Linked DNA regions of Mus musculus: region 2 is linked to region 1. A link is a loop called in an ENCODE intact Hi-C map of the cell type or tissue named here. Cell type or tissue: heart. All regions are shown on one strand. Each heading gives the region's core, and the rest is flanking DNA. Links, peaks and the distances in the headings are about the cores only. Region 1 has its middle 11 kb from the start of Esyt1. Region 2 overlaps Gm51822 (a long non-coding RNA gene).

What was found. A loop is a pair of places that touch in the nucleus more often than their neighbours do. Peaks named below come from ENCODE experiments on the same cell type or tissue, not always from the same donor. Only the 100,000 strongest peaks of a DNase experiment are listed, where the experiment ranks them.
Region 2: it touches region 1 in a loop (6-fold over the local background); 3 of 42 quality-filtered maps call a loop at or near these places.

Annotation. Positions count from the first base shown.
Region 1 is chr10:128,534,341-128,538,737 of GRCm38, reverse strand. No RefSeq gene overlaps it. Among named protein-coding and RNA genes, the nearest start is that of Esyt1, 11 kb to the right of the region's middle. In heart, for the core only: a CTCF peak has its summit at 2,275 (motif pointing right); a DNase peak (open chromatin) is centred at 2,287; H3K4me3 peaks cover 801 bases; H3K27ac peaks cover 999 bases.
Region 2 is chr10:128,333,075-128,337,471 of GRCm38, reverse strand. It overlaps Gm51822 (a long non-coding RNA gene), which reads left to right. Exons shown (of 2, transcript XR_003949053.1): 2 at 1-333. Among named protein-coding and RNA genes, the nearest start is that of Cs, 2.5 kb to the left of the region's middle. In heart, for the core only: a CTCF peak has its summit at 1,675 (motif pointing left); no DNase peak of the experiment used is centred there; H3K4me3 peaks cover 1,001 bases; H3K27ac peaks cover 1,433 bases.

The DNA of each region.
Region 1 (4,397 bases), core at 69-4,068:
TCAAAAAAAAAAAAAAAAAAGAAAAAAGAAAAAAAAGTAGTCCTGAGGGAGACTGGTGGTCTGAGTCCCCTTTGCTATGTTAACAGGCATCTCAGTGAGCCCATTTGTCCTGACAATGAGTGCCTGCTGTTCTTGTACAGGAACCAAACTACCACCATCTTCAAGCATTCTCCCAGGGCCTACTCACAGAAGCTCATCACAGCTGGGCCTCCTGACCATTTCCTTCCCTCTTAGAAGGCAGGAAGGTCATGGGACCCTCACCTGAGTATCCAGCCAGTCCTGCCAACCAATGGCATGCAATTCTGCCCTAATTGCCTTGGACTCATGGTTCTTGGGGGAGGGGCTAGAGGATATAAGTGGGAAAGGCTGAGGGGAAGGGACCTTCTCTATGCATCTGGAGAAGCCATCATCCCTCCTGGGTTCAGACCTTCCAGGGTGGCTGCTTTAAGGTCACCTGTGCTCCTGTTTGTAACTCTCACTCGCTGCTCTGTAAGTAAGCCTAAGAGTCTACTGGTTCCCCGGTGAACTTTTGGTGGACTTGTACCTTGGTTTGTCTTTGGAACTTTAGAATGTGTGTCTCCCCCAGAGGAGTTAGTAACACTGTCTTGTACCTTGGTTTGTCTTTGGAACTTTAGAATGTGTGTCTCCCCCAGAGGAGTTAGTAACACTGTCTCTTGCGCTCCTTGGACTCGACCAGCAAGAACTATGCTGCAACAGGATCCTTCTGCACACGTTTATTGGGAGAGCTTGATTGCAGAGGCGAAGAGACCCCAAGCCCAGAACTGGTGCTGCTTATATAGGCCTAGGAGAGGCGTGTCTCACACCCAGATTGGTTATGCACTACGCCTCATTTGCATGTTCCTCATCTGATTGGCTACTCTCTGTACCTCACAGAGCCTCATTATCATACCTCATTTGCATGTCTCACATCTGATTGGTCATACTCTCAAAGCCTCATTATCATGCCCGGGCCAGGGAGTGTCTTTGCAAAAAACTTTACTGCATATGTACACATTGGTTGTTTGTCCAAACTTATGCATGGTGGCCAGCAGTAGTCAGTGCCACTCTGCAACGGCACATGTGGCTTCCCACAACTGTCCACTCAAAGGACCTGAGTTTGGTTCTCTGCACACCCAAGTCAGCAGCTCACAATCACCTGTTATTCTAGCTATGCACATGCACACTCGTGGACAAGCACACACCGCATGCACACTTACTTTTAAAACCATGGTTGAGTGTGGTGGTTCACACCTGTAATTCCTGCACTTGAAAGGCTGAAGCCAGAGGATCAGGAATTCAAAACAGCCTCAGTTACATAGCAGGTTCCAAGGCGCCTTGGGGTACAAGAAAGTCTAGATCACATAAAGACTGAATCTGGAACAGATGCTCACAACTTTAACTCCAGTTCCAGGGGAATGATACCTTCTCCCAGCCTCCTCAGGTACCAGGCATATATATATATATATATATATATATATATATATATATATATATATATACATATACATACAAGTACATTCTGCTAGGTTTCTGCAATTAATAAGCAATGGGGCCAACATTCAATTAGGCAGGCTGATTCTTCTTTTTTTAATTATTTATTTATTTTATGTATATAAGTACACCATTGCTCTCTCTCTCTTTTTAAAAACTTTATTTATTTTATGTATGTGAGTGAATGAAGATACTGTCTCTGTCTTCAGACACACCAGAAGAGGACACCAGATCCCATTACAGGTGGTTGTGAGCCACCATGTGGTTGCTGGGAGTTGAACTCAGGACCTCTGGAAGAGCAGTCAGTGCGCTTAACTGCTGAGCCATCTCTCCAGCCCCACATTGCTCTCTTCAGACACAACAGACAGAGGGTATCAGACCCCATTGCAGATGGTTGTGAGCCACCACGCAGTTGCTGGGAATTGAACTCAGCATCTCTGGAAGAGCAGTCAGTGCGCTTAACCGCTGAACCATCTCTCCAGGCCATGGCAGACTTGATTCTTGACTGTAATAAACCTATATAGAGTCATCCAGGGCAGCAGCACTATCCGACTGACAGTAGCTTTTAAAAATGAGCACAGAAGAACGCTTCATCAAACCTTTGAAAAGGAGTACAGAAGAAAGGTTCATCAAATCCTGTTTCCTCTTCCGTCTTCCAGAGTGTGCTGAGATCAAATACCACCTCCAACCCCGTGCTTCCCGCCGAAGTTTATACACACAACCAGGAAGTGTAGGTACTCAGTTCAAGCCTTGGTCATGAGACGCGGCCTATTACAGTTTATCACCACCAGGTGGCGCTTAAGGCACAAAATTGACAACAGATGGGGCCCCACCCTGTTTGTGCGGTTAAGGCACAGCACCCCGTGGCTCCTGAATCCGATCTGTGACAAAACCGGCCTGAAAAATGTTCTGTGCACCATATAATAATGTCTATGTGAAGGTCTCATGATGTGGTGGGTCGAGGAAGAAAAAGTTAGAAATGCATGTACCTCCGGAGCTCAGCTGGTCTATTCAACAAGAGCCTTTTCTTTTACTGAGGTGTGGTACAAGTTTTGGTGTGTGGGGAGTCCTTCAACTAAGGAAGTTCCTCACATTGCAGTGATGGTAGTCCCAGCAAGCAGATCACCCATCCTCTTCTGTTTCTACTTGCTCACATGTGTGAATGTGGAGAGCCTGGGTAAAAGAGAGAATTGTGCTCAGGAAGTCTAGATCCTGCCAGGCCTGGGGCAGCAGAGAAAGGGAAGTAAAACTTAATATTACTCTTTGATGCAGAATAGATTTTGAGTCTTGTGTTTTTCTGCTTAGCAGGGGAAGTAGGGTTGGTTAGAAGAGAGAGATTAGGTTTGTAGCTGTGCGTCTTAGTTACTGTCCTATTGCTGTGAAGAGACATAATGACCAAGGTAGTTCCTATAAAAGAAAGCATTTAACGGGAAGCTTGCTTACAGTTTTAGAAAGTTTAGCCTGGGCTGGAGAGATGGCTCAGCTGTTAAGAGCACTGACCGCTCTTCCAAAGGTCCTGAGTTCAAATCCCAGCAACCACATGGTGGCTCACAACCATCTGTAATGGGATCTAATGCCCTCTTCTGGTGTGTCTGAAGACAGCTACAGTGTACTAACATATAGACATATATGTAATAAATAAATAAAATCTTTTTAAAAAAAGTTTAGCCCGTCATATCATGGAGGGTTGGCAGCCCTTGAGGCTGGTGCTGGATAAATAGCTAAGAGCTACATCCTTCTGTGTAGGCTTGGCATGGACTTTAGCACTTTCCAAGTGCATCTTCAGTGGCACACTTCCTCTAACAAGGCCACACTTCTTAATCCTTTTCAAGCAGTGCCACTCCCTGGTGACTAAGCATTCAAATCCATGAGCTTATAGGGCCATTCTCATTCAAACAGCACAAGCTGGTGATTTTTATCTGGCTTGGAGCTGTGTTTCCTCAAAATTGCTTTAACCCCCACCCCCACCCCCTGCAGTCCACCGTCTCTCTCCCTCAGCTCAGCCAGGACTTTGGCCCTGGGTCTATTAGGTCTTGGAGGACCAGGAGATGATGGATAACTCTGGAAAGGTCAGGCAGCTCACAGACACTTGTCATCAGGTAACCCAAACTGACCTTGAGTTTCTAATCCTCCCACCCCTACCTCTTGAGTACTGACTGAGATTACAGGTGTATGCCACCACCGCACCTGGTTTTATGTGGTGCTGGGGATGGGACCCACGGCTTTGGGTACGCAGGGGTCTTAGTTTGGGTTTCTATTAATGTGACAAAGTACCATGACCCAAAAGCAAGTTGGGGAAAGGGTTTATTTGGGTTACGTTTCTACACTGTAGTCTATCACTGAAGGAAGTCAGGGCAGGAACTCAAACAGGGCAGGAACCTGGAGGTTGGAGCTGATGCAGAGGCCATGGAGGGATGCTGCTTACTGGTTTGCTCAGCCTGCTTTCTTATTGAATTCAGGACCACAATCCCGAGGATAGCTCTACTCACAATGGGCTAGACCCTCCCCCACTGATCACTAAGTAAGAAAATGTCCTGCAACTGGGTCTTATAGTGGCATTTTCTCAATTGAGGCTCCATCCTCTGATGACTCTAATTTGGGGCAGGTTTGACATAAAACAAGTCAGTTCACCAGGCAAGCACTCCACTCACTCTTCCCTGTCAGTTTGATCAGAGAAGTCATGGACCCATCAGAGTTGGGGCTCCAACCAGCATATGTTCTGCAGAGAGGAGGATCACCACAGAGGGAATGTCCTACTGTCTTCAAGGGAAGCCATGTGGTCAGTGAAAGGACAGGAACCAGAAACACCCAAGACCAAGTTCTCAACACAAAGGAGATTTATTTTTTATTTTGTAAAATATGTTATCTTTTTTTTATTAGATATTTTCTTTACTTACATTTCAAAT
Region 2 (4,397 bases), core at 157-4,156, 200 kb after region 1:
AAGATAAAGCTCCAGCACGCGACGTTTGAAGGTCACTGAACACTGCAACTGACCATTGCACTTCCTCTACCTGCTTGGCATGCTTTCTTAAAGAATGTCTTTGGTTAATGACTTCATGGCCGTGGAGGTGACATCACGCAGAAAGCCCGCTATGATGCCAGAGTTAGTTGCTTGATGGTCATTTGTGAACAGAAGAAATCTTGAAATTACAGATACTGACCCCGTTATGTGGAGAAGAGCAAAACCAGAAGCCTGAATGTTTAGTGATGTTTGTGAACTATATGGAGTCTAAGTCTTACAAAAGCCCCCTTAATATGAAGGAACCTTTCAGTCTTTGGGTCCTGGGCCTTATGATTCTGACATTCTTCATAAAACCCCATATCATAAAACCCCATAGAGCCAGCCCACCTCAGACACAGGATCAGGAGCTGCAACTCTCCACTCAAGATCAGGTGTTAGACACTCTCTTTTCGTCCCATCATTCACAGTATTTCCAAAGGACTCGAGGACGTTTATCCTACTTGGCTCTCTCTCTTATTTCTCCCTCAGAAAACATTGCAGTGAATGACACAAGGATTTAATGATCTTACACATCACTCTTAAATGCCCCGGGGTAGAACACCTCAGAACTTCTGTACTTTCCTGTGCCTACTGTGAAATTGGCCTAAGGGTGGAGAGAAGCTGACCCAATGATCAGAGCACCTTATCTGTAACCACCAAGCCTCAAATGTACAATCCTTTTATCTCACCACATGACAGTAACAAAGTGCAGAGGTCTCAGTATCCATGTAAGCCAAGTTCAGATAGTCCTTGTTTATAGAGGATGTAGTTTGTGGCTTAGACTTGGAAAAGAGAAAGAAAACCCCTATTTCCTCAAGTTTTCTCATATACATATTCATATCTGCCCAGTAGTGTTGTTCTAGCTTGGAAGTCAGGTAGTTCTTATGAGAGAACTTTATCAAGAGAAGCTGCGCCTCTTGAGAAGCAATAACCTTAGACCACCTCCCCGGGGACTTCAAAGCTTCACTGATCAATATTGGCTCCCAATTTAGCATCTCACATGGGGTTTCCTCATAACCCCAGAATAGTCTGACCTGGTTCCTTCCCCCATAGTTAATTATCCACAGAGACTAGCTAGCAGATCAGAGGCCTGAACTCCAGTGCCGTAAGTAACCAGAGGCTGTCCCCATCAGGTGAGGCTGCTGAAGGGACAATTATTGGGTGGCCATAATGGTAACTGGAGTTTTAATAACTACAGAGAGAATGCCATCCTTTTTAAGCCCCTTGATAGGATTCTGTACTTTAACGTCCAATTTTTATTTATTTGAAGTTATTTAATCCTGATGTCCATTGTTATAAAATCAATGTGAAAGCCCAGAGATGAAGGGGGTTAAGTGGTTTCGCCCAAAAGCTGAGTCTGTATCAGTCTGTCCCTCATTGCTGGGAGTGAATGCGGTTTGTAACATGCTATTACTAATACTCAAACATCAAACCACACCCCTAGCCCTACAGTTTCTTTCTGAACATAGGTGGGAAAGTTAAGACTGGCATGAATATAACAGCTAAGAAAACTCTAGGTCCAAATATACCTGCATGAGAACAGGAAGGGGCCACAGAAAAGACTTGACATAATTGTGACCTTGGGAAGATTCAAAATGCTCAGGGACAACGGTGCCCCCTGGTGGTCAAGATCAAGTGGGAGAATTCGGGCTCTAGAATCGTCTTAACATTATCTCCTATAGGTAAACAAACTTCAGTAGACAGTAGACAGTAGTTTGCTCTCTCTCTCTCTCTCTCTCTCTCTCTCTCTCTCTCTCTCTCTCTCTCTCTCTCTCTCTGTATGTGTGTGTGTGTACAGGAACGTGTATATGGTTACATGAGTCTCACATATGCTAAGCCATGAGCTACATCAAAGCCCTGTTTTTAAAAATGGTGAGGAACCAGGAATGGCACATGTATCTATAACCCCAACATTTGGGAGGTGGAAGCAGGAAACTCTGGAGTTCAAGGTCATCTTTGGCTACACAGTAAGTTCAAGGATGGCCTGGAGTATATAAAGAGATCCTATCTAAAAGAAAAATTAAATTTATTTTGAGGCAAAAAAAAAATCTCGCTAAATTGCTTAAGTTGGTGGAGAACTTGTGATCCTCCTGGATCCCAGGCACACACACACTGCCACGCTTAGCTGAACAAAGCTACAATGCAGTGCTTACTGTTTCAAGTCACTATCTAACTATAGTGCATGAGTCACCTTAATTAATCCTTGCAACTCTATAATATGTAGGTAATAGTACCTTTAAAGAGAAGGCAACTCAGATAAAATGTCCGGCCAAGGGCCATTGCTCATAGCTGGCCTAGCTAGAATTCACAACCTCATTCCAGAGCTCACGTCAAGCTCTGCCAAGCTTTACCATCTACTCCCTAGCTACCAGGAATCCAAGGCACCCTGCATACTGGGCAAATGTCGTTCCACTGAACCACACCCGGGAATCACTGTCTGCAGTCTCCTGGAGACATCAGCACAATGTGTTGCTATAAAGGTACTTTAAAAGATAAGAACTATGCAGTTTCGCCCATCTGTAAAACCTTTGCACATCCATAACTGACGTAAGGAACTGGAGACACCCACCCTAGAACATATACAGATAAGGAAGAGAGAGACAGAGACAGAGACAGAGAGAGAGAGAGGGAGAGAGAGAGAGAGAACGGTGTAGCAGCTGAAATGACTTTGGTGAACAAGATAGCAGAGCTCATGAATACTAGGAGAGCATTAAACACGTGAACTACAACCTCAACCCTAAAATATTTTGAAGAAACAGGGTCTTAAACTATTGCCCAGGCTGACTTCAAATTCCTAAACTCAAGCAATCCTTCTGCCTCATCCTTTCGAAAAACTCAGGCAACAGGCATGTACTACTGCACCCAGCTCTAAATCAGGCTGCTTCTTTTAGACAATTCAGCCCTGACTATCCTCTTTCCTAACCCTCAAAATGGGAGTCTGATGAGAAACAGTCTGGAAAAGGGGACCAGAGGACGCAATGCTTCTACACTGGTGATTGTTAGAACCCTGCACTCGCACATCCAAGCTCCCAGGGGGGTTTGCAAACACATCTTAGAAATACTACTTTATACAACTACTAGAGAATACATGCAGACTGTACTTCCTAAAGTGAGGTGTAGCAGACAGATCACTGGCTAAGATGATCATAGATGGATTCTCGGTTCCTTGTTGACTAGCAAGACCACTTAACCTCTCTGAACTTGCTTCTTTATCTATAAAATAGAATAATGAGACCAGGTATGGAAAATGCTTTGAATCTCAGTATTCTTGAGGCAGGGGCATGTCAATCTCTGAATTCAAGACCAGCCTTGTAAACCAAGCAAGTTCTAGGACAGCCAGAGAAACCCTGTGTCACAAAAAGGGGTGGGGGTGGGGGGCTGAAGAGATGTCTCAGCACTAGCTGTTTTTCCAAAGGACCTGGGTTCAATTCCTAGCATCCACATGGCACCTTACAACTGTCTCTAACTTCAGTTCCAGGAGATATGGCACCTTTACAAAGACATATATGTAAGCAAAATACCAATACACATAAAAAAATAAACTAACTTTAAAACATTTTTAAAGTAGAAATAAAACAAAGAATAATTTATCTCTGGGTGTGGGGGTACATGCTTGTAACTAGCAGTGCAGCTGAAGCAGGAGGATTGTGGGAAGTCAGCCAGAGGTACTAAGCAAGACCCTATCTCAAAAGTCAAAGCCAGGGCAGCCAAGTTGGCTCAGCTGGTAAGAGCACTGACTGGTCTTCTGAAGGTCCTGAGTTCAATTCCCAGCAACCACATGGTGGCTCACAACCACCTGTAATGAGATCTGACACCCTCTTCTGGTGCATCTGAAGTCAGCTACAGTGTACTTATAATCATAAATAAATCTTTGGGCCAGAGAGTGGGGCCAATCAGAGCAAGCAAAGGTTCTAAAAATTCAATTCCCAACAACCACATGAAGGCTCACAACCATCTGTATAGCTACAGTGTGTTCACATACATAAAATAAATAAATAAAAATCTTAAAAAAAAAAAAAAAGCCAAAACCAAAGCTGGGTGTGGTGACACACAGGCCAATCTGATCTACAGAGTGAGTTCCAGGACAGCCAGAGCTACACAGAGAAACCCTGTCTCAAAAAAAACCAACCAACCAACAAGTCAAAACCCAGCAATAATGAGATCTGGTTCAGTCAGCTAGGACTACATGGTGAGATCCTGACACAAAATAAGAAAGAGAAATAAAATCCATCAAAGGAATAACATCTATTTCAGTGTTTTCTTTCCATTATTGAGAATGGAATTCAGAGCCTTGCGTGTGCTAGGTAAGTTCTTTAGCACTGAGCGGCTGTAAAATA